7 separate regions of the Mus musculus genome follow, and regions 2, 3, 4, 5, 6 and 7 are each linked to region 1. The links are chromatin loops, found by intact Hi-C in ENCODE. Cell type or tissue: heart. All regions are shown on one strand. Region 1 has its middle 4.6 kb from the start of Tpd52. Region 2 overlaps Pag1 (phosphoprotein associated with glycosphingolipid microdomains 1). Region 3 has its middle 11 kb from the start of Gm46832. Region 4 overlaps 4930539M17Rik (RIKEN cDNA 4930539M17 gene). Region 5 overlaps Zfp704 (zinc finger protein 704). Region 6 holds the start of Zbtb10 (zinc finger and BTB domain containing 10). Region 7 has its middle 3.5 kb from the start of Gm41997.

Region 1 (4,000 bases):
CCAAGCAAGCATCAGGGGAGCCTCGGGGCCACAGCAGGCCTTTCCATTCCCTGAATGGCTACTGTACTGGCTGGCTGTGTGTCAACTTGACACAGCTGGGGATATCACAGAGAAAGGAGCTTCAGTTGAGGAGATGCCTCCATGAGATCCAACTGTAAGTCATTTTCTCAATTAGTGATCAAGGCAGAAAGGCCCCTTGTGGGTGGGACCATCTCTGGGCTGGTAATCTTGGTTCTATCAGAGAGCAGGCTGAGCAAGCCAGGGGAAGCAAGCCAGTAAAGAACATCTCTCCATGGCCTCTGCATCAGCTCCTGCTTCCTGACCTGCTTGAGTCCTGACTTCCTTGGTGATTTTGAACAGCAGTATGGAAGTGTAAGCCGAATAAACCCTTTCCTCCCCAACTTGCTTCTTGGTCATGATGTTTGTGCAGGAATAGAAACCCTAAGAAAGCTACCTAGCCCAAGGAAGAGCTGGCCCTGCGCAAAAGGTATTTCCACAGGGCTGTCTGGAAAATACTTCAAAATTGGCATTATTTTCACCCAAATCTCCCAGTTTTGACCTCACATGGATTCTAGTCAGTAGTACATGGAGAGCTGTCCTCTGCCACACCCTTCTGCGACCTGCCAGGAGTGCTCTTGAGGCCCCAGGGTGGCCATCTTCCGCCTTGTCTGTGTCTTTTCCTTGAAGAATTCCTGACCACTTAGATCATTAGCTCTGAAAAAAGACCACCTGAGTCCCCACTTGATCTCCTGTTTCAGATGTGGCCCAGAGATACTGAGTTGTTCAGGTGTGCCTAAGGGTAGCTAGCTGACCGGAAGAGCCTCAATCAGTACCATCCCTAACACACTTACTGAGCAGCAGAAGACAGGGACCTTCTCTGGAGCCGAAGCTGTTAGACACTGATGAGAGGGGCCAGGGCGTCTTCCCACCACGTGCCAAGAGGGAGAGCCCAGTGACCCGACTGGGAAAGAAAGGAACGGTACCACACAATGCGAGCCCTGCGTGTACAGTGATCCCAACGAGTATGCTCCTCTTGGGGCTGGAGCCAGTGTCAAGGGCTCTGGGTACTCACTGCCTCTTTTCTCACTATCATACAACTGACACTGGTTTCCAACCAACTTGATTTTCCAAAGTTTTAGTGTTGGTTGGTTTTGGGGTGCTATGGATCAAACCCACAGGCTTGCACACCCTATCACCGAGCTGTGTCACCAGCCCTTGGTTGATTGTTGTTGTTGTTGTTGTTGTTGTTGTTGTTGTGAGACAAGGTTTCACCATCTTGCACAGGCTGGCCTCTAACACAGAGCATCCTACCAGGGCCTCCTGAGGGCCTGGATTGCTGCCTGCACCACCTCAGCTTGTCCGATGTTTTCTCAGACTTGATTTTCCTCTATAGATTTACCTCTCTACTTTACCTATCTTTTCTCTATATTTTATACTTATCTGACTCATTTACCAGTTTGTCGTAATCTACACGCTATTACAAACAGTATACTTAAGAAGATGCTCATTTTAGACCATACCTGAGAAACAACACAACTGCCTTCTGAGTGGATGGCTTAAATGCTAAAAGGAACAGGTGTGTGCAGCAGAACACACACAGATAGTAACATGGCACTGGGAAAAATACATATTTACCACGGAACATAACTTTTTAGTTTTTACATTCTGTGAATTTGTGTAAGAGTTTCACTGCGTATATATCTGTGAACATATGCATTTCTGGTGCCCGAAGAGGTGTTGAGCCTCCATGGGAGTGCTGGGAACAAAACCTGGGGCCTTTACAGAAACAGCTGCTCTTAACCACTGAGCAAACTCTCCAGCCCCAAGAAAATACTCTTGATATATTTGTAATCAAACAATTTCCTTAAAGATGTACTTCTTCTTATGTCATATGTATCAGTGTTTTGCCTGCATGCATGTCTGTGCACCACATGCATGCCTGGTGTCCACAGAGGCCAGACGAGGGCACTGGATTCCCTGAACTGGAGTTGTAGAGGGTGGTGGCCCAGGGTTCACCGGAAGAGCAGTCATTGCTCTTCCCTCTGAGCCATCTTTCCGGTCCTGACAAACCTGTTTTAGGAAGCCAGCCACCAAAAGAACAACCTCAGACACTCGCTCATGCAGAGCAGCACCTGAAGAGGGCGCCCAAGGACAGTGCAGAAATCTACGAGGAGTAGGGAGTGAGGCGTGTGCTAAGGGCCTGAAACCTTAAGTTTCCCAAGCAGAAAGGCAAGTAGGGCAAAGAATTATAAAGAAAATCCAGTTTCTGTCTCCCTGCTTGTGCACAGCCTAGTGGGTCGGAATAGTCCCTCTATATGTGAGCCACGTATGTCCAAAGTTAGGACCTTTTATGGCAGGCCCCTGAAAGGTACCTCAAGGTGAGAGTACAGGGCTGCCCAGAAGGAAACCAATGCCAGAGACATTCATTTAATTCTGCCCTTAGAGAGCTCAGGGCAGCATTCTTCAAAGAAACCATCAACCTTGCCAAAGCTAGGTAGAGACTATAACAATGATCTGTATTATAGAAGACCAAACAGTGCTAACTAAATATTACACTTAATCATAGAATTTGTCCTATAATGAAGGAAGAAAACACCACATCTTTGACCAGGTATGGCAGCACCAGCCTGAGAGCGATGCTTTCATTCTGGAGGCAGAGACAGAAGGACCATGATTCCATAGCAGCCCGGGATACAGAGTTCAAAGTCAACCTGAAGTTCACACTGAGAGTCAGTCTCAAAACAAGTGCTGGGGATGTAGCTCAGTGGTGTGATACTTGCCAACTGCATAAGTTTCTGAGTTTGATATGCAGCACCACAAAAGACAAATAGACAGGCAGGCAGGCAGGCAGGCAGGCAGACAGACAGACAGATCTAAAATTGGAAGTGCCCACAGACTACTGTTGTCTGAGAGAACAGCTGCCCCCACAACCCCTGGAGAAATACTGAAGTCTTGAGAGATCTGGCGCCTAGCATATGCAACTTCCTTTCAGATGACTTCGGAAAATAAGAGTACTGTGTGTGTGCACATACCCATACACAATGAGGAAGCAGCCAGAGTCAACTTCAACTAGTAGCTGATGAGCCATCTGAGAGGAGGCCTTGACTTCCCAGGCCTTTGTCACTTGGCTAGGGAACACACTGTGGGCACACTGGGTCCTAGGTAATGTCGTGTCTGTGTGAACATCAGAGTGCACTAAATCTCACTTACAGATGCGTGGACCCATTGTTATATTAGGGACCTAGAGGGAAAGAGTTTTGGCTCACAGATTTGGTGAACTCTCTCATCGTGCAGGCTGCCCAGCTTACAGCTGAAAGCCAGGAAGGAGAGAGAGAGAGAGAGAGAGAGAGAGAGAGAGAGAGAGAGAGAGAGAGAGAGCGCTGGGGTCCCATGATTCCCTTGAAAGGAACACTCTCCATGACCTGGTGTCTCCGTGCGGTATTCAACGCAAGAAACCTTGGGGACACTCCAGAGCTGAAACGCTTCTGTTGTTAGCTGGCACACTATCTGGCCTGCGTCTCACCAGCACCTTCTACACAGATACGCTTGGACTTACGGGACTGTGTAGCCAAAGGAGTTTGGCTATGGCGTGTGTTTGTTCTCCTCCGACAATGATGATTCACAAACTGCTATGTAAACATCTACCTGCCTACCTTCCTGTAACTATTTCTGAGTCTTGAATTATAAAAGTACAAAGTGCCTAGAAAAAAGGGGTGAGAGCTAGTCTAAGCTGTTAGTGGTGTGAGCTAGTCTAAGCTGTTAGTGGTGTATCGAGAGCACCGTGGTCTGATGGGGAGATTATCAGGAGATAAAGAGATTGCCGAGCTGAAAGTTGCCAATTGGCTGACTTCAAAGAGTGCTCAGCAGAAATCCAAAACCTCCAACTGGCAGGCTTGAGAGGAGACATAACTGTCATTAGGAAAAACTTCCATGCCACTTACAAAGCTATTCCCGGCCCCTGGCGCCCTGGACGAAGCCGCCCTCCCTGAGAAGTGGAGTT
Region 2 (4,000 bases), 740 kb after region 1:
GGACCCTGAGATGCTCATATTGGAGAAACAGTGTCCTTAGGGGACAGAGAGGGGGACCAAGGGAAGGCTTCCTGCATAGCACGCCACTGCCAAGCTTCTATAATCTCTGTCTGAACTGCTCTTTCCCATCTTAGCCCCCATGAGAAACAAGTCAGCAAACTGGGAGTGGTCTAGGGAAGTCAGGAGCTCAGTGGGCAGCTGTGTGCAGGCCTCACTGGCACTGTCAGCAGGCATCCTGTGGATACAGTCTGTCCTGGAGGTGTGTGGAGGAGATCCTATGTGGGGAAGAGAATGAAGAGGCGGCACTCTCCCTGCCCGCAAAGGCTGCTGTCCTCAGGCAGAATAACGGGGATGAAAGATCGAGAATGACCGGCGTTCATGTGGATGCCCATATCAGAGTGACCGGCAAAGCTTGGTCCCACCCCTGAACACTGGCTTCATACAGTACTCAGGTTGAGCTGCCAGGTCTCGCCATTCCTGAGAGCACTAGGAGGAAGTGAGGCTCGAGTTGAGTTCAGCCACAACCTCCTGTCCACCTGACTGAGGAAGGTGGGCTCTGAAGAAAGACAGGGCCTATCTGTCCACCCCCCATTCCTCCCCTACCCTGTGCAAGCACTGGGGAGCATAGAGACACTGGGAACAAGGAGTGAGACAAGATAAGAGGTGAAAATAGCAGGAGAACATCAGTCAGGGCAGGAGAGATGCTGAGGTCCGGGGTGGCTGTGATGGGTGGTCTCAGACAAAGGAAGAGAGCCCTGGCTGGGGTCCAGGAGGAGCTTCCTGTCTGCTTGGGCTACAGGCACACTGGGAAGTGGGGGTTCAGGCAGCCTGGTACCTCACGCATGTGCTCTGAACATGCTTGCTGGGTGCAAACAGCCCAGGCCCCCCAGAGTTTAAATGCATATGTGCTTCCTGGCTGGGAGCAGGAAGCGCCCTCTCTCCTAGACCTGCCCTGGGGCCCAGCGGGAGCTCAACCCAGCCCTGCAGACACAGCTGCTGAGGCTGCTGCCACTTAAGGGCACAACAAAAGGTCACCACCCAGGTGGACAGCTCTCTCCTTGAGACTGCTGGGTCTCTCAGGATCCCATCAAATGCTGACGATCCGATAACGCACCAAGGCCAAGCTATGCTGTGGGCTCCAGGCCCCGATGAATGGCTGCAGCGCCACCCAAATGCATGCCAAAATCTCAGTCCCTAGTGCCACAGCCTAACCTCATCTGAAAGCAGGGCTATTTCAGATGGCACTAGTTAGGACTGAAGTCAGAGAGGTACAGTTGCTATCTTGGCTTCAAGACATACATTCAGAGAGGGAAGGTGACAGCAAGGACTAGGTGGGTGTGCACTAAGGAGCTGAGTTTGGGAACAGATCTAGCTCTGGAAGGGGCTCGTGTGACAACACTGAATGCTGGACTCTGCTCTCCAGAGCAGAGAGACAAGAAATCTTAGATGAATTGTCTAGTTGTTCCTTGTGACAGCCCTCCCAGACCAGGAGGGGCATGAAGACATCTCTGCAGAAGCTACCCTGAACACTGGTCAAGCCAGGCTCCCAGCCGTACATACAGTATACAGAAAGCCACAGCTAATATCCATTTACGTCCCCATGCCAGCTTCAGTTGTGTCGAAAGCCAGTAGCGCCATGCCTGGAGAGGTGTACTCGGACAGACAGACAGCCACACCGAGGCTTACCACATTCATCAGGTTCTCATGGTCCCCGCTATGCTGCCGTGGCTTCTTCTCTCTGAAAGGGAGAAGAAAATACCATTCTGATGTCAAATGTGTCCCTTAAAGTGAAGTGGACACCATACTTCCCTAGCCTAACATTTATCAGCTCCGCCTCTCTGGTTTTATTAACCAGGTTAATAAAACTAGATCAGAAAAAGTCCTGACCTACAGCAAAGGCTGAGCCCGCTTCTGGCACACCCCTTCCCAGAGGGTCAAGTTCACTACGGGAGACAGCGGGCTGCAAGCAGGATCTGTCTGTGCCTGGAACACTCAGATGACAGACACTGCCTTTATTCTTTAGCAAATCCTAACAATGACCTCATCTTCTCCCTTAAGAGTCTGTGAAGTCACGTGCCGTAAGGGATGAGAGAAAATATGGGAGATACTACTTTGGCACATCAGGGAGGTGACATTCTCTCAGGATGAGTCATAGGTACTTCCAGTCTACGGAAAAGTCTGCCTAGTAAAAACAGAATGTGTTTTACACAGAACAGGCTAAAGAAAGCCATTGGTTGTAAAGACCACATTTCTATCTGTGGCGAGAAGAGGGTGACACCTAGCGGGAGAGTGAGTCATTACAGTAGCAGATTCTTGAAGTTTTGGGGAGCCAAGTCTAGTGTCTCTAGGCTTGTCCTGTCCTTCAAGACCTGAGTCCTTGCTTGGCAGGGACTAGGAGAGGCTGCAGAGGCCAGAGGGCATGGGTTTCTCTTTTTGACAGATTTTAGAATGGGATCCAAATCGAGAGAGTTGAGTATGGAGCTGGCTAAGCTGGTTCCCACTGGCTCCCAGCTAGACCAGAAGGCTGCACCCTGCATCATCTCTGACAGTTCTGGGCATCCGTCTTGGTTACAAAGAACTTCACTTCTCCCTGAGCCAAGGGAGACAAGTATAATGCTGAAAAAAAGAGAAAAAAGGCTTCCATTTTCAGTGAGCCTCTCTTGTAGGAAATACAAGCCTATGTCTTCCTAAAGGGCAGTTTATCACACACAGTTTTACTAATATGTGAGCTCTCCAGGCCACGCAATAGTGAGCACCCTCAGTGACTTCCCACTGTGGCAACAGGATGTAGTACCTCACACTTAGATTTCAGTATGCCCATGGCCAAAGACAGCACACAAAGACTGTGCTCAAAGAATTGCAGAATTCATTCCAGACATTTAGATAGGAAGGGCTCTTTGCTTTGCCCTCCAGGAAGATCAATAAGCATTTTCAATTGACGAATGAAGAATGCCCTTTGTGACCAACCCATGAATGTGGGCCAGGGAGGCTCTTAATAAAGAGGCTCCGTGGGACACAGGGAAAACAGCAGGTTTAGGCTCTAGAACATGCATGTTTGTTCTAACCTGTCGCAAGTGGAACACAGGAGGACGAGGAAGGTGATGAGGAAGAACATGGCCACGGCAGCCAGACTTCCCCACAGGACCATCTGCATCTGCATCTGCCCACTGCTCAGTACGCTTCCTGCAGGGCCCATGGTGGGAGCTGGGGTGACCAGCAGGTGGGGTCAGTTCTTCATAGGAGATCACATGGGTCTAGAAGGCTTCATCCTCCTGCAGAGAGAACGACACTACACGTTCAGAATCCCTTCCCGGGAAAGGCTGAGCAGTCCCGATATCAAGATCCCAAACCAGAAAGAACCCTGACCTGATTGCTGAGTGCTGCTGTGGTGCTGTCAGAAGCTTGAAATGCATGTGTGCTGAAACCATGTAAAATTACGGTTGTGTACGAGGAGACTCCGACAGCCACAGGAATGCCACGCTCACACCTGTGTCTTCTCTCCAGGTTAGCTACCTCTATTTCAGAATCTGAAAGGTCTCTAGCAGCACTTCACATAAGAAACACAGAGCCTCCCTGTCAGGAGCAAGGCCTCACAGCCGCCAGGGCGATGTTCACAGAAGGTAGGCGTGCCTGGAACCTGGCTGGCTCTCTTCAAGTCTGTGCTGTGATGTTTGATTTCCTCACATGGGATTTGACTGGGGATGCACCAGTGTGTAGCAGAGCATCCAAAGCAGTGGGTAGTTTATCATCTTAGTATGAGGAGTCAATAAAGACTTCCAGCACCCCAAAGCAAGCAAAATATGCTTGTTTGCGTTAATACGCCTTAGCCAAGGCAGTATGAAATGTTTGCTACACATGTGTATGTGCGTACGTAATTCCTAACTTTCAATTTTAAATTCATTTTTATTTATATAGGCGTTTGTGTGTGCGCGCGCATACATATGTATGTGCCCCATGGGACAACTGTGGAGGCTGTCAGGCGTGGTGGTGAGCATCTTTA
Region 3 (4,000 bases), 70 kb after region 1:
CTTTGTGTTAGCGGCATTTTTTTCTGTTTTTGCTTGTTTGTTTGTTTTCTAAAGACAGGGTTTCTCTGTTTAGTCCTGACTGGCCTGGAACTCGATCTGTACACAAGGCTGGCCTTGAGCTCAAGAGCTCCACCTGCCTCTGCCTCCCAGTGCTGGGATTAAAGGCGTGGGCCACCAACAGGCAGCTGCAAATTATGGCTCTGTGCTTTTGTTTTCGTTTTGTGAGAGCATTTTCTCAATTGAAGTTCCCACCTTTCCGATAACCCTAGTTTGTGTCAAGATAGTCACTGTTTTATTCCTGTGAAGAGACATCATGACCAAGGCAACTCTTATTTTAAAAAGCATTTAATTGGAGGTTTGCTTACAGTTTTAGAGGGTTAGGTTAGTCAATGGTCATCATGGTGGTAAGCAGCTAAGCAGAGTAATGGAGGGGTAGCTAAGAGCTTTACGTCCTCCACAGGCAGCAAGCAGAGAGAGAGCGCGCGTGCGTGCGTGCGTGCGTGCGTGCGTGCGTGTGTGTGTGTGTGTGTGTGTGTGTGTGTGAGAGAGGCGTGTGTGTGTGTGTGTGTGTGTGTGAGAGAGAGAGAGAGAGAGAGAGGCGTGTGTGTGTGTGTGTGAGAGAGAGAGAGAGAAAGAGAGAGAGAGAGAGAGAGAGAGAGGCGGATGCAGGCACACTAGGCCTTGCCTGCACTTTTGACTTCTCAACACCTACCTATAGTGACACATGTACTCTAACTAGGCCACACCTGATTGCATTCCTGAAGCTAGTCCCCAAGGCCATCAATTTAGCCACTCCTTCATCCCGAAGCTGACTACCAAGGTCCAGCTATCAAAGTATTGAAGTCCAGCAATCAAAAGCCTCCTTTGACCACCTAATTAACATGGCCCATTAAAAGTAAACATCTCATCCTCATATGGGGTTCCCCCTTCCCTTTATAAACTGTCTATCCTGAGGCTATCCCCCCCCCCAATATCCTGCCCTTTCTTCCTTGTTCCCTCCCCTTCTCCCATGTCTTCTGTCTCTTATTCCCTTTCTCTGTCCCTCTGGGGCAAATAAATCTCCTCTATGCTGAGAAGTTGGTCCTGAGCAGATAGCAATCACTTCACATCGAGTCATCACTCAGATATCGGCCTATAGGATACCCTCCCTTAGTCCGGGTCTCGCCCTTTCCGACCTTCCGGCGCCAGCCTTCTTCATCCAACAGTGACTAACTGAACTCCTTAGATTTCTACACCTGATACACACAGTCCGTTCAGTTCGGTGCGGTTGGCAAGCTTTCCTTTCGCGTCTTGTGGCTGTACTGCTAGAATTCAGCATTTGCTCTTAGCTGTCTGAAAACCCTGTTGACAGGTTTCAGATTCCTTCATGGATCCCCATGGAGTCTCTCTGGGTGAGGGAGTCTAGGTGATGATACCCTCTGTCCCAGAGGTCGCTCTTTTGGGACTCTTCAGAAACATGGAAAAGCCCTTTCTCTCGACTTCTGCTCACCAGCCTCTGCTAGTGATAGAGACGCTCTCCTCCATCTGAAAACTGTTCATTAATGGTGCACTTTAGCACCGAACAAAAACACCGGAATGCGTCCCTGCTTTCTCTTCTGCCTTCTACGAACACTCAGTGTGACTCCTCCACTCTCTGAACTTTTCCAAACCTCATTTTAAACCTTTGTGCCTGTCCTATTTAACCTTCTGCGAGCTGCATGCATACTGCCAGCCACAGAGTCACCAGCTGAAGTGACGCCGGCCCAGGCAGCCCTGCCCCCTGCTGTGCAGCCAGTGCCTCTGCAAGAGCTCGCCCTACTTTCAGCCTCAGCACTGTCCCCACAGGACACGCCCCTTAGGTCCGTGCTGCTACCGCAGGCTCCAGCCTCCACTGCCTGCAGCTGCTTCACTCCCGCAGTCCTGTCCCCCAGTCCTGTCCCCCAGTCCTGTCCCCCCCTAGGAATTAGAGCTTCCTTAGCATGTCTGGGCCACAGGTAGTGTTTTCTCTTAGGTCCTTCTAGGCCTCTGGACGTCGCTCCAGCCCCGAGCTTCCTCCTGGAAGTCCTACAGTTTCTTTAGGTCCATGTCTGGTCTCCTGAGACCCCACCACCACCCCCCACGTCCTCTGCCACTTGTCCCATGGGTATTTATGCCTATTTTTCCTGACCAAATTATTAATAATATCCCCTTTTACGTTCCATGTTTATTTGATAAACCATACAGATAACCTTCATATATCACAAGTTCAAAGTCATCTCTGAACTTTTGAGACCCTGTTTCAAAAACAAAACCAGGGCATTTGGGAGGCTGAAATGCCTGGAGTTCAAGGCCAATTGGGATAACATGGAAAGATGCTGCCTGAAAGAAAGGAAGTGGGGTGGGGAGGGGAGGGGAGGGAAGAGACAGACAGAGAGTAAGCAAACAAGCATGAAAGAGACCCATATAAATCTCATTCATTCTGGGCAAAGTTTTACACAGGAAAACACACTTAAAATAAAAGATTTATTTATTTATTTTATGTCTATGAGTACACTGTAGCTGTACAGATGGTTGTGAGCCTTCATGTGGTTGTTAGGAATTGAATTTTAGGACCTCTGCTCGCTCTGGCTGGACCCACTTGCTCCAGCCCAAAGATTTATTTATTATTATACATAAGTACTCTGCAGCTGTCTTCAGACACACCAGAAAGGGCGTCAGATCTCATTACAGGTGGTTGTGAACCACCATGTGGTTGCTGGGATTTGAACTCAGGATCTTCAGAAGAGCAGTCAGTGCTCTTACCCGCTGAGCCATCTCACCAGCCCCCACTTTTTTTTTCAGCTTAAAAATACTGTCTTTATTCAGAACCAGAAAGAATTTAAAAATTACACCATTATGAAAGTTTAATATAGGTAGACCAGTCTGCACAGGTCAGCTCACAGACTGCGGAGGGCAAACAAGCAGACTGCAGAAGCAACACAGTTTCTGGGACAGACCCCCATTTCGGGCTCCAGACATCGGGGCACCTTCCCCACCAGAGGAGAGGTGGCCTCCTGGGAGGGCTCTGACTCCCAGAGCAGGTGAGAGAGCCATCTTGTGTCTGGTCCCTCGGAGACCAGTCTGTGCAGGTGAGCATGCAGACTGCAGAGGCAACAAATCTTCTGGGACAGGCCCTGTTTCAGGCCTTCATCTTCAGCCAGGAGGCAGGTCTGAACACCAGACCTCTGTGCACCTTCCCTGCAAGAGGAGAGCTTGCCTGCAGAGAGTACTCTAACCACTGAGACTCAGGAGAGAGCTGGACCCCTAGGACTGCTGACAGAGGCTAACAGAATCACAGGAGGAACAGGCTCCATCCAGCCAGAGACAACTATAACAACTAACACCAGAGATTACCAGATGGTGAAAGGTAAACGTAAGAATCTTACCAACAGAAACTAAGATCGCTCACCATCATCAGAACCCAGCACTCCCACCTCAGCCAGTCCTGGATACCCCAACATACCCGAAAAGCAAGATTTGGATTCAAAATCATATCTCATGATGCTGGTAGAGGACTTTAAGAAGGGCATTAATAACTCACTTAAAGAAATACAGGAGAGGCCGGGCGTGGTGGCGCACGCCTTTAATCCCAGCACTCAGGAGGCACAGGCAGGCGGATTTCTGAGTTCGAGGCCAGCCTGGTCTACAAAGTGAGTTCCAGGCAGCCAGGGCTATACAGAGAAACCCTGTCTCGAAAAACCAAAACAAAACAAAACAAAAAAAGAAATACAGGAGAAAACTGCTAAAGAGTTACAACTCCTTAAAGAAAACAGGTAGAAGTTCTTAGAGAATTATAGGAAAACACTGCTAAACAGGTAAAAGTCCTTAAAGAGGAAACACAAAAATCCCTTAAAGAATTACAGGAAAACACACCCAAACAGGTGATGGAATTGAACAAAACTGTACAAGATCTAAACATGGAAGTAGAAACAATAAAGAAAACCCAAAGGGAGACAACTCTGGAGATAGAAACCCTAGGAAAGAAATCAGGAGCCATAGATGT
Region 4 (4,000 bases), 98 kb after region 1:
CCTCTCCTCCTCCGCAGTCTGCTCTTCACCCTGAGGCCAGAGGAGACAGCCCAGCCCCTCGTGATGCCCACCGCATGGTGCTTCTTGTCATTTGGAAAAATCAAGGCTCCACATGACAGCCCTTCTCTGCTCTGCTAACGCTGCGACCCGGTTTCTTCTGGCAGCTCTGAGAATTGAACCCAGGGCTTCACTCATGGTAGGCAAGCAGCCTACCTAACACTAAGGTACACCCTCAACCCGTGTTTTACTTTAGACTTAAATGTATTTGTTTGTTGTTTGGTGTGTGGTGTGGGTGCACTGTGAGCACGAAAGCATAGAGGGGATGTCTGGTGTCCGGTCTCCTCACTCGCCGGGGCGTTCCCTTAACGCAGGGTCTCTCCCTGAATCTCCACCCTCTACCATGATGGAGTTCTAACACAAGCACAATAGGCTTTGTTTTGTTTGCTTTCTTCTTCTTTTTCCTTTTCGCTTTCTCTTTATTTTTCTCCTCCTCCTCCTTTTCCTCCTCCTCTTCTTCTTTTTCTTTTTCCTCTTCTCCCCTCCCCTCCCCCATCGACTTCCTCGGGCTGGCCATCACCTCCTGTCTCCAGGTCTCCACAGCCACATTGATCCTCTGGCTTCAGGGATGCTGGTAGCACCAGCTGGAACGGAGTGCAGAGACACACGTTTCTCAGCTTAGCTTTGGCGTTAGCAGGGAAGGAAAAGAATTCACTGTCAGACTTTAGATGCACATGTACATCTCTGGTGCTGAGGTTCAAAGTGAGAGAGGCTTACCAGGGAAGAGCATCCTTATACTTGAAGTAAGAGATGCAGTTAGTATGCATGGCAGATATGTTAGCCTAAAATGTGACATAATCAGTAAAATACATAACATAAATAATGCAATACTTTGTATGTCTAAGATAGCGTGCTACATCTGGCAGGCAGCTGGCATTTACAAACAGGGACTCAGAGGCTCAGCAGGTTGCCACTTCAGGAAACAATTCCCAAGACCTGGGCACTGCTCCCTTAAAGGGCACAGCACCAAAAATATCACTGCAAAAGGCAATTAGAAAATGAAAGCTCAGCCGGGCATGGTGGCGAATGCCTTTAATCCCAGCACTTGGGAGGCAGGCGAATTTCTGAGTTCGAAGCCAGCCTGGTCTACAGAGTGAGTTCCAGGACAGCCAGAGCTACACAGAGAAACCCTGTCTCGAAACAAACAAACAAATAAACAAACACAAAACAAAAAAGAAAGAAAGAAAAGAAAAAAAAGAAAATGAAAGCTCTTTCTCTGTATTGCTTTCAGAAATGTTCTGGAAAGCTCTGGAAGGGATTCTGTGGTGAACTGTGGTGTCATTTATGGGCCAGCTTCATCTGTAATACTAGGCCATCACATGCAAATGGCATCTCTGAATTCCCGGGCTGTGCTATCCTGGGAGGGGAAGGGGGGCTGCTGCTAAAGGCTGCCGCTAAAGGAGAGTATGATTTGAGTCTCAAGCAGGCTGCTACCAGTCAGCACCATACAGCGCCAAGTTGGCCAGTGTCAGAGACAACCATTGCTGTTATTGTTGTTTAGGTAAACATACAAAATACCGGGGTTCACCATGATATCTTCACTCATAGATACCATGGTCTGTTCTTATTTTCCCCTCTCTCCACCATTGGTTCCGTTCTTCCCTCAGCCAGCCGAAGCCTCGCTTTCTCTTTACATATATCCGTTATCCTTTCTTCATCTCTCAGTTGCTTGCCTTTATGGGCTCAGCCTCTCCTCTCTGCTTCCCCTCTCTAGTTTAATGGCTTGCAAACAAACATAGATGGCACATACATATATGTACACACACATAATTTTAAATTTCTGTTCTGTGTTTCAGAAAACGCACATTCTTTCTGAGTCTGGCTTGCTCTTGCTTAACATAAGGATTTCTGCTTACATCGATTTTTCTGTATCATGATTTCATTTTTCTTTACAGCTGCATTTTAAAAATGTGGTTATTAACTATGTCCTAACCTTTGTAGAGTCTAACCAATCCTGCCCCAGGTAATTGTTTGTAATATCAAGCCTCCTGCCTGTAGCCCTCCACTTCTTCCAATATTTAATGCGTAGGAACTCCTTTTTCAATGTCTGCCTTCCAGGCGCTCCCTGGAAACTGGTGGCGCCGCATCGCCCCCTGCCGGCAAAGTCTCAGAAACCTCCTTCTAGGTTGCCTGGCTCTTTACCGCGCGCGAGAAAGAGGCCACGTTTGACAGGTCTCTTCTGTGCTCTGTCGCTGGCCCTGAGATTCAGAGTCAGGAAAAATGGAGTCTTAAGCTAGATGTCTTGGTTGAGGCAGTAATCCCATCACTAAGGAGGTTTAGGCAGGAGGATCCTAAGTTCAAAGCAAACCTGGGCTGCATAGTCAGGCCCTACCACAAACAAAACCACTATCCACTGCCATTGGTCTTTGGAGATGTTTGTTTCCTTCTGGGTCTCGTCCCCTTTCTTTCCATCAGGGTTTCACTGTGAGAGAGAATGTCAGTAACATTGATACGGAGGGTTAGAGGAGGCTTCAAATGGGTAACAAAGATGAGAGAAAAGATGAGAGACAAATCCAGGATATTGTCACTTGCTGTAAGGAAGAGAGCAGGCATACAGGGAAAAGATAAACCGGGAGGCAAGTCAGTACAGCGGAAGGTGCTTGCAGGGCATATAAGTGAATGATTGGCTCTGGAGCTGGAAACTAAGCACAGAGCCCACGCATGCAAGCACTGGCATTCCCGCTGGGCCACACTTCCAGCCCTGGGTTTATTTCTGAAAAAAAAATTTCTTTATTTCTAATTTGAGAGGGGGAGGGGAGGGGGAGGGGGAGGGAGAGGGAGAGGGAGAGAGAGAGAGAACACGTTATTCTTCCGAAATCTCACCATTTTCCTTTGAGATAGATCTTTCATTGGCTGAAGCACACCAGTTTAGCTAGGCTCGAAGGATCGTCCTGTGTCCACCTCCCCAGCACTGGGTTCATAATCTCACTATGCCCGCCATTTTTCTACGTCGGGTTCTGGGGTTTGAACTCTGCTCTTTGAGCTTGTGAGGCAGCCGAGCTGTCCTTTAAGTCTCAATATGCAATTTTTGCTTTTGTGATTTGTCCCCTCGAAACTGCCCGATGTCTGTTTTGTTTCCTTGTTTGATTTTTGCTATTTTGAGTTAGCATCTCAAATTGTCAGACTGGCCTTGGACTTACTGTGTAACTGACAATGGTCTTGAAGCTCCTGCCTCTAATTCCAAGCACAGTGTCACTGCTGTGAGCCACCACACCTGGCTCTGCCCTTTTCTTAACTACAATTGTTTGTTTGATAGGTTTTTATTTTCCGTGTTCCTGTGCCTACTTGACATTTCCTATTTCCTTCTTTAAAAGTATCCTTTTCTTCTCTTCTCTTCTCTTCTCTTCTCTTCTCTTCTCTTCTCTTCTCTTCTTTCTCTCTCTCCCTCCCTCTCTCTCTCTCTCTCTCTCTCTCTCACTCTCTCTCTCTCTCACTCTCTCTCTCTCTCTCACTCTCTCTCTCTCTCTCTCTCTTTCTTTCTTTCTTTCTTTCTTTCTTTCTTTCTTTCTTTCTTTTTCTTTGTTTTTGAGACAGGGTTTCTATGTATAGCCCTGGCTGTCCTGGAACTCACTTTGTAGACCTCGAACTCAGAAATCTGCCTGCCTCTGCCTCCCAAGTGCTGGGATTAAAGGTGTGCGCCACCACGGCCGGCTAAAGTGTCCTTTTCTAAGCTGGGTAAGGTGGTAATTCCTGTAATCACTTGGGATTTGGAGAAAGGAGGGTTGGGAGTTCAAATACAGCCTCAGCTACAAAGCAAGCTTGAAGTCAGTCTAAACTATATGAAAGCCTATCAAAATTAAAAAAAAACTTTGAGATTTTCCTATTGTATTTAAATATTTTCACTCCTCCTTCATCTAGTTTTACTACATGTATTTTCATTTGCATTCTTTGTCTTCATTTTGTAATTCAGTATCTAATCCTTTCTCATCTCTGAATTTTCACA
Region 5 (4,000 bases), 500 kb after region 1:
GCGGCAATGAACCTTTGTCTAGGAGTCTTTTTGTGGACACGCATTTTCTTTTCTCTTAGGTAAATACAGATGCAACAGTAGAGTTCCTGGGTCGTATGCTTAGCACATATTTAACTTGTAGGAAATTGCCAAACTAGTTTTCAAAGTAGTTATACCACATTTTGCATTTCTACTGGCAATGCGAGTGAGCATTCATTCCTGTTGCCAGAACTTAGGACCTTGTACGAACCCTGCATCCTTCCACTTCCCCTCAGCCAGTCCCACCATGGCCGGCACTGCAGTGATAGGAATTTACTATAGAGGTAAACGTGTGGCCTGAGGGTTCCTGAGTTAATAAGAATCCCTAGTCAATTATTTTCTTAATCCATGGATTCTAGAAGTGCATTTTGTCCTGTTGACTCCTAGGTGAGATTGGATGGTTAGGACGACTGTAGATGCTGTCTGAGTTCCTCGGTGCTCCAGCACCCTCAACCTAGGGACCACATGGCTGGCCCACCCTGGACTCTGGGAGCCCAGGGCTCTGATCTGTGCTCTTCCTCTCCTGGTTAACTGCTTGCTGCTCTTCCTGATGATGTGTCATTCCAGAGAAACACACACGGATGAAAAGATGGAAGAGCCATGAATGCTGCTAATGCTTGCTGTGCTGTGCTGTGCCTTGGATGCTGGGCAGGTGGGGGGCTAGGGAACCCTAGGTATGGAAACAAGAGAACACTTGCCTCCATCCTGATACGTATTGATCCGTCAGTGCCGAGTGGCTCAGGGTGGTGAGCCTCTCCATCACCCAGTGTACCTTTGGGGTTGGTGTGCTCACGCACTATCCTCATTGGGACCGCTTCTGCACAGCACTCCCTTGGGAGACCTTCCTGCTCCTGAGAAGCAGATTCGGAATGAACGCTGTAGAGTTCACGATGCAGGTGGGCACCACTGTTGCAGGATATGTAACCACACTGTGGACCCCGAGATTGTGTTATTTATTGGAAAAACTTATTTCCAGTTGTGGTGTAGCTCAGCCCTAACACACACTTTTAATCCAGGAACTTTTTGCTTGAATACTGTAAACAAGATTTAAGTAAAATCAACCATAGGTCAAGAGGCATTTGACAGGGAGCGAATATGTGATTATTAACAAAAAGACATAGTAAGAGGGAGTCAGGAGGACCTGATAGGCAGATGCACAGGAAGTAGAAGGGAGGGACATTCGGTTTTGGGAGGTCCACTAAGGAGGAAGGTCAGTTGGTGCTTTCTCTGCCTGTCTGAGCTAGCAGGCTTTAACTCCAGCATCTGCAGCATCTGGCTCCCAAGTTTTCATTGGTAAAATTGAACAATTGGGATTTTGTTTAAAACAACACATCATACTTATGAGTTTTGTAGATCTGTGTGTTTTGGGGGATAAGTATAAGCCCAAAGATAAAAAATGCAGAGTGCAGCAAATGCTTAACTCGTGGTTGAAGACCACACAGCTACCGAAACTCCTGTGTTAGCTTACAGCTTCCTGTTTTGATTCAAGCTCCCCTCCAACCAACCCCCAGTAAAACTGTCCATGGTCACCACACCTACGAACCAAGGGAAAGTGATGAAAACCAGGTTTATAAGCGCCTCTGGGGTACTGTTGCTGGTCCAGTAGACAGACTCCTGAGTCAGGTTTCCTGTGTATTCCCAATTTCTGCCAGAGCTACCCAAACTCACAACATTGCAGCGAGTTTTCTCACATTAACCCCAAAAGTGCACTGGGTGACTGAGGGGTTCACAGTCACCGTGAGCCATTCAGCACTGATCTATCAATACAGGATCAGGCCCATGGCATCTTGTCTCTATGCCTAGGGTTCCTAAGCTCCCAACCCACTCAGCATCCAAGGGCGAAAGCACACACAGCACAGCACACACAGCACAGCAGTGACACACCCCAACTTCAGAATACACAGAACATCACACCTAGATATGACAGAACCAGGAATCTGACTTTCCAGAAGGTCTTGTGGAATTGGTAGTTAACTTTTACCCTTCTACAGAATTGGTTTTCTCTGGAGAGTACCATAGTGCCCATACTTTGGGTCATTGCATCACCTCGTGGTCATGACAGGAACTGCATCTTCTCAGAGTCCCAGTCACATTCCATAGTAGTTCGGAAACAATCTATTTGAAACCAGAGGAAACTCCTTTCATGGGTATTTTGTTCCCTATTCTAAGGAGGAATGAAGTATCCACCTATTGGTCTTCCCTCTTCTTGATTTTCTTGTGTTTTGCAAATTGTATCTTGGGTGTTCTATGTTTCTGGGCTAATATCCACTTATCAGTGAGTGCATATCTAATGACTTCCTTTGTGATTGGGTTACCTCACTAAAGTTTGGAGCTAAGACAAAAGGATGGACTATCCAGAGACTACCCCATCCGGGGATCTATCCCATAATCAGCCACCAAACCCCACACACTATTGCATATGCCAGAAAGATTTTGAGGAAGGGACCCTGATATAGCTGTCTCGTATGCCAGTACCTGGCAAATATAGAAGTGGATGCTCACAGTCATCTATAATATGGAACACAGGGCCCCCAATGGAGAAGCTAGAGAAAGCACCCAAGGAGCTGAAGGGGTCTGCAACCCTATAGGTGGAACAACAATATGAACTAACCAGTAACCCCCGGAGCTCTTGACTCTAGCTGCATATGTATCAGAAAATGGCCTAGTCGGCCATCACTGGAAAGAGAGGCCCCTTGGTCTTGCAAACTTTATATGCCCCAGTACAGGGGAACGACAGGGCCAAGAAGTGGGAGTGGGTGGGTAGGGGAGCAGGGCAGGGGTAGGGGTAGGGAACTTTCGGAATAGCATTTGAAATGTATATAAAGAAAATATCTAATAAAGAAAAAGAAAGAAAGAAACCAGAGGAAAAAAGTCTGCTAGATTCTGCCCTCCCAAAGCTGGCCAAGTGACGTGCAGAGCCAGGACAGCTTGGTGCCTCTCTCACATTTCACCGCTGTGGCTGAGGAAGGAGTAGTGTCCCTCTTGTGCCTCAGCTCCCACCGGCCCATAGACTAGGCTGCCATTCTCCTCTGTGGATTCTTTTACTCATCTTGCTCACAAGCAGCCTCTATTATTTATGCTCAGCTCACTGTTTTTCTGTCACAATATAAACAACCTTGGGCAAGCCGTACAAATTTAATCACTTGCTTCTGCAAAGTGGGAATCAGGCTCTACCGAAAACTGTGGGTCCAATGAAATGAAAAGCTGCATGTATACACATCTGATAAACTGTGACAAAACGTGTAAATGCAGTGCTCATCAGATAATACGTGTCTGTGCATAGCACTTCACACTTTGAACTTCCTTATTCGAGTGTTAGCAGGTCAGACAGAGCGGAGGGTGTCCGCAATCATGACCCATACCTACGTGCAGTGAACACTTCTCTCGCTGTGTTTACAGTCTAGGGAATGGATGTCTGTTAAAAGAGTGCATGCTCTCGTACGTGGAATCACATTTAATAACTTCACAACTGTCCCTCAAGGTGTGAGGGTGCATTACCAGGTTTACAAAAAGGTGCCATCTCGAGGGTCAAGCTGGCTTTCTTAGGGTCCCAGAGCAGTGGCTGAGGGGATGGACTGGGGATCATTTGACATGGTCTAGGTGCTTCCAAACGTTCTGAGTGACAGGCCACAGTACAGGACCCACTCACGTGTCAGCACACTGTTGAGATAAAAACCCCAACAGAGGGCAGTGCTGACCCCACACCTTCAGCGGATCCTCACTCCCGCTCACCTCTCATTACAGTGACTCACAGCCTCCCAGTCAATCTGGAAGTAGAAGGTTCTCAAACAACCTCCACTAGATAACAACCTCCCCTGCAAATGACTGTTGATTTCAAATGGACAGTAAGGATCTAAAAGAACAGGTAAGAAATTAGGAAGCTCCATCAACAAAAACAGACTGTCTGCCCAGACAAATTAGTTATTTCTTAGGTTTATATCTTTTCCCTTGGTAGTCAGTTCTCATCCCTCACGATTGCCGA
Region 6 (4,000 bases), 280 kb after region 1:
CTCACTTTAGAATTCATCAATTTTATTTCATATACAAAACTTCATTACACCAGGTACCAAAATTAAGGCGAATTAAGTCAAAGTGGCTTTGAAAAATCTAAATCGACACAGCTCAACACTCGTCTTGGGCTTAGTTCAATCAGAAGTGTTAAGGAAACTGGGCATGGGGCTCTCACCTTTAATCCTAGCCTGGACTAAGGCAGGATTGCTGTGAATTACAGGTAGCCTCATCTATACAGTGCTTTCTAGGACAACCAGGGACATAGAGTGAGACCTGTATAAACAAATCAAAAGTTCCATTGAGGTAAGTTGGGCATGGTGACAGACCCAGGCTGGAGAGTTCAAGGCCAGCAGGCTACATAATAATGCTGTCTCAAAAAAAAGTGTTAGCAAATATTAATTTATAACACTGAGAAAATGTGCTTTAAAAACTTGTGTGCATGGGCATTGTTCCTGCAGGTATGTCTGTCTGTGCACCATGTGTGCCTGGTACCTGAGCAAATCCCCTGTTGCTGCTATTACAGGCTCTGAGCCTCCATACACTTACACAGGCAGTCGCCATACACAGGCTCTGGGAACTTAACTCTTGAGTCCTCAGACACAACAGCCATCAATCTGAATTTTAAAACTTGAAAGATGAGAGACCACCATTTATCAACTGCTCTCTTCACTCCACTCCCACCCCAAAAGGGAAACTCCAGGTGGGTGGATGTCTGTGGGTTCAAAGCCACTCTTGCCTAGTGAGTTCCAGGACAGCTAGGGCTACATAGTCTTAAAAAAAAAAAAAGAAAGAAAGAAAGAAAGAAAGAAAGAAAGAAAGAAAGAAAGAAAGAAAGAAAGAAAGAAAGAAAATTAGCCGGGTGTGGTGGCACACGCCTTTAATCCCAGCACTTGGGAGGCAGAGGCAGGTGGATTTCTGAGTTCGAGGCCAGCCTGGTCTACAGAGTGAGTTCCAAGACAGCCAGGGCTACACAGAGAAACCCTGACTCGAAAAACAAAAACAAAACAAAACAAAACAAAAAATTAAGAAAGGCAGGGGGAAAAAAAACAGGAAAGAAAGCCTGAAATAGGCTCAAACATACGAATTTTTAAATTAAGCTTGTGCAACATGGTGGTTCACACCTGTAATACCAGAACTCGAGATACTGAGGCAGGATCTTTGTGTGTATCCCTGGCTGACCTAAAATGTAGACTAGGCTGGCCTTGACCCTGTTTCAAAAATCGCTCCCAATAAATAACAGATAAATCGACCTCACTTTGTGAATTAATGAGTGTAAACGTGCTAATGTTTTCCAAATAGAGCATAGTTAATGGGGAGGGTGAGTTTAAGGGTTCTTAATTGGCAAGGCCTCTTTCTGAAAAACAAAAACAAAAAAGTAAACTAATATAACTTAGGGAGGTTCATTTCCAGCTTAGACCGATGTAATCACTCTAAATTCCATACGCGATGCCAAGAGCTTTTCTCAAAATCCTAAAAATTAATTCTCATCTACACACCCTGTCTTCGGAGCTGCACTCCCTTCGCGGCCGCACGCGGCGCCCGCAGCAGCTGACTCCTCCCCGTTCATGGGGAAAACCCTGCCTAATATTTATAACGCTATGACATACTGTAATACTCACAAGGTGGTTGTAGAAGTATAAACACGACTGGAGATATCTGATTGGCTGCTGGTGATGTAACACCCATGTCAATACTTCCCACTGAACGCACGTGTTCGACCTTTTATTTAAATTTCCATTTCATCACAGCAATAAGACACTCGGGGCGGTGCATTTTCTGCGAAACGATCGTCGCCCGGGGCCAGAGGTGCTGCCCGGCGTACACAAGGAGCCCAAGGAGGTGTCCTCGCGAGGGAGGCACCGCCTGGTCCAGTCTTTTGTGCAGGAACAAAATAAGTTCACTTCCTCGGGCACGGCCACCCACCCCTCCCCCGGCAGATGACAGGGCCGGGCGCGCTCCCACCGCACTTACTCCTGGAGTCCCAGGTGAAGTCGTGGCGAGAGCCGGGGACCGTGCGCACGGGCGCGCCGCGGCGAGCCGGCCCCTGACACCCGCCAGCTGTTTGTCCTGGCCGAGCCGGCCCCGCCCCGAGACCCCAGCCCGTGCCCCGCCCGCTTCCTTCCCGTGGCCGCACCCCCGCCCGCGGGCCCGAGCGGCCGGCCCCTTTCCCGGTCCCCGGGCGCCCCCGGCCCAGCCCAGCCCGGCCCAGCCCGCCCCCTCCCCCGGCCGGCCCCCACCCTCTCCCCCTCCAGCGGTTACTGCTACCCCGGTGCATTGTGGGCGCACGGTCCGTTGTTCATTTGCCATTCGACCTCCGCCAGGGCCTGGTCGGACGGAAACGCTCCGCCGGCTTTATTGTCGGCTCGCTATGTGGCGGAGCCTGGCGGCTTAGCGCGCCTCTCGCGTCCGCGCCTCGGCAGCCGGCGGCGGCGACACGACTCCCCCCGAGGACGGAGATCTGTTGGCGGGCCGGTGTGTGCGCGCAGCGCTGAAGCGGGGCAGCGGAGGGGCAACCGCACTCCTCCTCAACTTCGAAGGCCGCACGCGCCCGGCTCGCCGCTCCGCTGCCCGCCCACCGCTCCGCGCGGGACGCTGCCCGGAGCGCGGCGGGGCGCGGGTGGAGAGGACGCGGCTGGGACGGCGGCGGCAGTAGACGCGTGCGGCGGCCCGGGAGCGAGCGCGAGCCGGCGGGAGGGTGAGGCCGGGCCGGCGGGAGCGCAGCGCAGAGCGGCGCAGCGCAGCGCCGGGGGCGGGGGCGGGGGCGAAGCGTTGGGGGAGCCGCGGCGAGCGCGCGGGACGCGGCCGGAGCCCGGGCGCGAGCCGAGGCACCGGGCGGCGGCGGCGGCGGCGGTGACCGCGGCGCGCGCCATGTCGTTCAGTGAGATGAACCGCAGGACGCTGGCGTTCCGAGGAGGCGGGTTGGTCACCGGCGGCGGCGGCCCCACGAACAATAACGCTGGCGGGGAGGCCTCTTCTTGGCCTCCGCAGCCGCAACCGCGACTGCCCGCGCCGCCCGCGCCGCAGCAGCCGAATGGGCGCGGGGCCGACGAGGAAATGGAATTGGAGGGCCTGGAGCCCCAGGACTCGGAGGCCGCCGCCGGCGCGGCCGCCGCCGAGGACGTCAAGGAGTTGCTGCTGCTCCCTCAGGACACGGGCGGCCCCTCCTTGCTGGGCGGCGGCGCGGGGGGCCCCCTGCTAGCGGAAAGGAACCGTCGGACTCTGGCCTTCCGCGGGGGAGGCGGCGGGGGTCTCGGCAACAATGGCAGCAGCCGCGGCCGCCCGGAGACCTCGGCGTGGCCCCTCAGGCATTTCAATGGGCGAGGGCCGGCGGCCGTGGATCCGGAGCTGGACGCGCTGGAGGGGAAGGAGTGGATGCAGGACGGGGCGTCCCTGAGCTACAGCACCGAGGAGGAGGGGGCGAGCCCGGGCGATGGCAGTGGGGCGGAAGGCGGCAGCTGCAGCAGCAGCAGGCGGTCGGGCGGCGATGGTGGGGACGAAGCGGAGGGCAGCGGTGTGGGAGCTGGCGAAGGAGAGACTGTCCAGCACTTCCCGCTCGCGAGGCCCAAGTCCCTCTTGCAGAAGCTCCAGTGCTCCTTCCAGACCTCTTGGCTCAAGGACTTCCCTTGGCTGCGGTACTCCAAGGATACCGGCCTTATGTTCTGCGGATGGTGCCAAAAGATCCCCGAGGATGGGGGCGGCGTGGACCTTACCCAGGTGGGGCATGATGAGCTTTCGCGAGGGACCCGCAACTACAAGAAAACCCTGCTCCTAAGGCACCACGTCTCCACCGAACACAAACTCCACGAAGCCAACGCCCAGGTACCGTAGATCCTGCCTTTGCTTTTCGACCACATCTTTTGGGAAAGGTTTATCAGTGGGGAAGACTAAAACTAAAGTAAAGAAGGGGGGAAATTAAGATCCTCCGGGGGAAGACTCACTTCGTTCCGATCGAGAGAGGTTCGCGAGAGCTTATGCGTAGGGGTTTAGAAAGCCTGGAAA
Region 7 (4,000 bases), 380 kb after region 1:
AGTTATTTTTCAGTTTATATCTTTCTTTTGAAGTTAATTATTACTACTGTGTGTGTGCCTGGTGTATGTGAATGGGCAGGGAGAGGGTCAGAAAACAAGTTTGGAGAAGGTGGTCTCTCCCACAGCAGGTGCCTTTACCCACGGAGTCACCTCCGCAGCTCACTGGATGTCAGTGTCTTTCTAATCCAATCTAGCAACTGGGCAGAATGGAGAAACCCGATTACCTTGTAGGTATGTCCATTGGGGCTTCATGTGGTGTCCCTCTAAATGCAAAGAAAGCCCCATTTCTTTCTTTCTTCACAGTGGTAGTCAAGGAGCCCAGCAGGGCTGGCCAGTGACAGAAAGGTCTCTGTCAGGTCTGTCCTGCCTCTGCCATTTGGTGCTGCGTGGATCTGTGAACCTGGACAGGCTTTCTTTGAACCCTCTGTAAACTTCAATTTTCTCATTTACAAAATGGGATAATATCAATTTCTGCCTTCTAAATGTAAAGGATTGTAAACTGATGCCCACAAATTACTTAAGATGGCTTTTGTCAGAAAATGTCACACATCCACTCTTTGGGACTCAGCCTGCGAGTCCCACATGCAGTTTAGAGTTCTGTAAATAGAATTGTAAGTTCGTTTACGTGTTTCATCTTTTCTTTTCGGTCAAAAACAATGTTGAAACTAGATGGGCTACCACAAACCCACACAGGAGCTTGCCTGCGGCTTGGGGTAGGTGACTAACTTGGCAGGAGAAACTAAAGCTCTTTGGGGTAATACCTGAAAACCAGAGTTGTGTTTCTGCATTTTCAGAACAAACAGCAAAGCGAAAGTCTTGGCTGCATCCACAGAACCTGTTCTTTAGGGCACGGATTTGATTGGTGGTTTGCTTTTTTGTTTTGGTTTGGTTTTTTTTCCAACCACGTTCTCTGCTTGAAAGCAAATCCTATTTATGGCTAGCGCTGTTTTTTCAATTAGGTTTATTTTCATTTTCCCATAGGCCATGTTAGCTGAGAACGTCCAGAAGTTTATTTGTTTTTCCTTTATGTCTTATGATGGTTTTAAAATAAAACACACAGCACTTATCTGTGAGATTTCTTTTGAAATACCGGTGTGTCCGAAATTAGTTTGTTTGCTCCCTCCCCCTCCCACCACACACAATCACACATACAGTACCACCGTGCATGTAAGCGCAAAAATGCTGTCAGAGTGTAATCGTGGTCCGTTTTCGTAGAAAACTTAAAGCAGGGTCAGTCCCGTCTCGCTAATTTAGGACTGTGTGTGTAAACTAGCGCTTAGCAGGTCAGACTTAAAAACGATGACACCTCTAGGACTGGCTTTTTCTAAAAAATTTACGCTGAAAATTAGAAAACCGTTTTTCTGACTCCAAGGTTAACATTAGTAATATGTTCTCTATACCAGGTCCCATGTTTGGGGGGAATGGGGTAGGAGATAAACTCATAAACAAAAGCCCACATCGCTTAATAGTTTTGTAATGGAAAAATATTCTCTGGTGAAATAAATATTTCGGGGAAACGACCTGGGCCCTCCGGATGGGGAGCGCCCACCCTCTCCGCTCTGCCTGCTGTGGGCGGTAACCGGGTGTCCTCATCCTAGGGAGATTGCTCTGCATGAGTCTGGGGATCCCTGGGTCTGGAAGCGCGTGTGCAGCTGCACAGAGACTCTGTCCCCGGGGGAGGTGGTGGTGGAAGGAACCTGGGCTTGCCCCCTGGCGCCTTGAGCCCACTAGGGTCCCTGGCGTCACCGCGCCGTTGCCTGCTCCTCCCCTCTCCGCGGACAGCAGCTGCGGCCAGGGATCCAGTGCAGAACCGCCCTGACTGCGCCCTGTTCCTCTCTCCAGCCACCCTCCCTCCCAGCTCCTATGCGGACTCCGCTCCCCTCTTCCCACCCCACCCCACGCCCCGTCTCCACGTTCCCCACCTCTCCCCCGCTGATCTACCTCTCTCTCCCCTTCACTCCTTCCCAACTCTCTGACTGCTCCTTCATCTTTTGTTTTTCCTCTACTCCCCTTCCTTCTTTCCCAGTGCCGGTCCCTTATTTACTTCACCCTATCTTTCTTCATTGCTAACTCCCACCGGTCACCGAACCCCTTCCCCCTCTCTCTCCTGCAGCAAACTATCCTTTCTAGTCCCCTCTCCCTGCTTCGTGCCCCCTCTCCTGTTTCCCTCCGGCCTTCTCCCCTCCAGCTCTGGTTTTGTGGCTCTCCCACGCTGTTGCTATGGAGTCGCCCAAGGCTGCTGGCCTGGCGCTAGCTGCCCTGAGGCCCCAGGAACAGAGCAGTGACTCTAGCCAACTCTGAGGCGCCGCACCCTTTCGGGGGTCCAGGAACAAAGCGTGCCCCGCCCTGCCCAACTGTGTGAGGCTTCCATGAGACCTTCAGGCGCCCCAGGCCCTGGGGCTTAAGACCACCTATAATCTGATCGCCTCCAGCCTCTGCGGGCGGGCGGGACCCTGGGACCAAGGTGACAGCTGCACTCTCCAGTGCAACCTACCTTCCTGGTCCCTTGAAGACCACTCTCTCACGCCCACCCTTGGAGGTGTCACTGGGGCCGGCCAGATGGCCCTATTTTATAGGACTGACCCCTTTTGTTGGGGGTCTTAAGAGCACCCAGGCCAATTTACATAGGAAAATGGGGTTTGTGTCCCCAATTCAGTGTAGTGCCCTGACAGCCGGTGGCCTTGTCTTTGTGTAAGGACCCCACAGCCTGTTGTTTAAAGTGGCTTATGTGTGCAGATGTGTGAATGTGAATAGAAATCACCAGGAAGCAGTAGCTCCCGTCTTGCTCCCAGGTCCTGTAGGAAACCTATCAGGCTGGGTACTGATAAACCCCTGATACCTCTGATGCTCTTCCACATCCCATAGCTGATTGTTTAGGTCTGATTCCTAAATCTTTGGAAGAAATCTTAGGAAGATTCCCGAAGTCTTTGCCATTTGCATTTAGGTCCTTGCTTGGGAAAATTGTAAGGCTGTACCTAAGAGGAAGACAACTTGGACTTTAAAAACGTTCTTGACGAAAGATCTAATCTAATTGCTTGTCTTGATGCACTCTGACTCAGCTGTTTGAGGATATGTGCTGGAGCAGGCTGAAAGCTATCATTTGTTTGGTTTGGAATCACTAGCTTAAACATGTGTACTTAAGTGGTGGAGTAAGAGGACACAGAGAAATTTCTTATTTTATCAGCAAGGAATTTGAGTCACAAGAGTTAAGACAATTTTCCCAAGATCACACAGCTCTGCAGGGTATAATCCCAGTGGTCTGAGCCCATGAAAGTCGACAGAAAAAAGGGTCTGGGCTGTGTGAACTCTACTGACATCCAAGCCCCAGGAAGCTAAGGGAAGATGGCCTTATGTTCAAGATCAACCTGAGCTACACTGACTTTGTCTCAAAAACAGACAAAACCCCAAACCCAAAACAGACAAAAGAAGATGACGGGGAGAAAAACTTATAAAAGTCTGGGACCCCTTGAAGCACTTCCATCAGCTGCCTCCAGTTCCCACCAGGTCCCCGAGGCCACCAGCTCGTTATGTCTTAGGAGAATTCAAAGGACTTCTCTCTTCAGCCTTTGCAGCTTCAGGTGGCTTTCTCCATCTGTGTTGGAAGCAGTCCCACCACTACAATTGTCAAGAATCCTGTTCTAGGACCCATTTCTATCAAAATGATTATTTTGTGACAAAATAGCTGAGAGCCCCTTCTGTACCCCTGTGGGGTAGAAAGTGGTGCTAAGGACTGGCTTGGAAAGGTTCTGGACAGCTTAGCTGCTCTGTACCGTGCATCAGGGACTATGGTAAAAGGATTCTGCTGGCTAACCTTCCAGTTCGGTTCTATTGCTGCCTGAAGCCCTGAATGAGTTTATGGTGCTTTAGTTAAGAATGCCTCTGCGAAGGTCTTTAGCTCACTGTACCTCAGTATGTTAAGAGGCAGGTTGAGGGGCTGGAGGCATAGCTCAGTAGTTAGGAATGGTCACCGCTCTTAGAGATAGATATTGCTTTACTTCTA

The links. Hi-C counts contacts between places; a loop is a spot of excess contacts. Peaks named below come from ENCODE experiments on the same cell type or tissue, not always from the same donor. Only the 100,000 strongest peaks of a DNase experiment are listed, where the experiment ranks them.
Region 2: it touches region 1 in a loop (6-fold over the local background); 18 of 42 quality-filtered maps call a loop at or near these places.
Region 3: it touches region 1 in a loop (5-fold over the local background); 23 of 42 quality-filtered maps call a loop at or near these places.
Region 4: it touches region 1 in a loop (7-fold over the local background); 41 of 42 quality-filtered maps call a loop at or near these places.
Region 5: it touches region 1 in a loop (4-fold over the local background); 19 of 42 quality-filtered maps call a loop at or near these places.
Region 6: a loop joins it to region 1, with 2.0 times the contacts of the local background. A loop is called at or near these places in 10 of 42 quality-filtered maps.
Region 7: it touches region 1 in a loop (3-fold over the local background); 7 of 42 quality-filtered maps call a loop at or near these places.

The regions. Positions count from the first base shown.
Region 1 is chr3:8,966,717-8,970,716 of GRCm38, forward strand. It overlaps a transcript of Tpd52 not described here. Among named protein-coding and RNA genes, the nearest start is that of Tpd52, 4.6 kb to the left of the region's middle. In heart, no CTCF peak of the experiment used is centred here; DNase peaks (open chromatin) are centred at 2,115 and 3,085.
Region 2 is chr3:9,703,018-9,707,017 of GRCm38, forward strand. It overlaps Pag1 (phosphoprotein associated with glycosphingolipid microdomains 1), which reads right to left. Exons shown (of 9, transcript NM_001195031.1): 4 at 3,066-3,272; 5 at 1,687-1,738. The coding sequence starts at 3,196. Among named protein-coding and RNA genes, the nearest start is that of Gm33169, 42 kb to the left of the region's middle. In heart, no CTCF peak of the experiment used is centred here; a DNase peak (open chromatin) is centred at 2,134; H3K27ac peaks cover 828 bases.
Region 3 is chr3:9,036,730-9,040,729 of GRCm38, forward strand. No RefSeq gene overlaps it. Among named protein-coding and RNA genes, the nearest start is that of Gm46832, 11 kb to the left of the region's middle. In heart, a CTCF peak has its summit at 1,764 (motif pointing left); a DNase peak (open chromatin) is centred at 1,802; H3K4me3 peaks cover 1,091 bases; H3K27ac peaks cover 1,145 bases.
Region 4 is chr3:9,065,108-9,069,107 of GRCm38, forward strand. 4930539M17Rik (RIKEN cDNA 4930539M17 gene) reads left to right here. Exons shown (of 3, transcript NR_040597.1): 2 at 18-224. Among named protein-coding and RNA genes, the nearest start is that of 4930539M17Rik, 5.1 kb to the left of the region's middle. In heart, a CTCF peak has its summit at 2,160 (motif pointing left); no DNase peak of the experiment used is centred here.
Region 5 is chr3:9,464,445-9,468,444 of GRCm38, forward strand. The region is part of intron 4 of Zfp704 (zinc finger protein 704); the gene reads right to left. Among named protein-coding and RNA genes, the nearest start is that of C030034L19Rik, 63 kb to the left of the region's middle. In heart, a CTCF peak has its summit at 2,070; no DNase peak of the experiment used is centred here.
Region 6 is chr3:9,248,261-9,252,260 of GRCm38, forward strand. Zbtb10 (zinc finger and BTB domain containing 10) reads left to right here and starts at 2,307. Exons shown (of 6, transcript NM_177660.3): 1 at 2,307-3,820. The coding sequence starts at 2,870. In heart, a CTCF peak has its summit at 1,532; DNase peaks (open chromatin) are centred at 1,771, 2,011, 3,381 and 3,541; H3K4me3 peaks cover 2,891 bases; H3K27ac peaks cover 2,058 bases.
Region 7 is chr3:9,345,339-9,349,338 of GRCm38, forward strand. No RefSeq gene overlaps it. Among named protein-coding and RNA genes, the nearest start is that of Gm41997, 3.5 kb to the left of the region's middle. RefSeq lists an enhancer at 1,417-2,956. In heart, no CTCF peak of the experiment used is centred here; DNase peaks (open chromatin) are centred at 1,723 and 2,283; H3K4me3 peaks cover 2,096 bases; H3K27ac peaks cover 1,112 bases; H3K27me3 peaks cover 551 bases.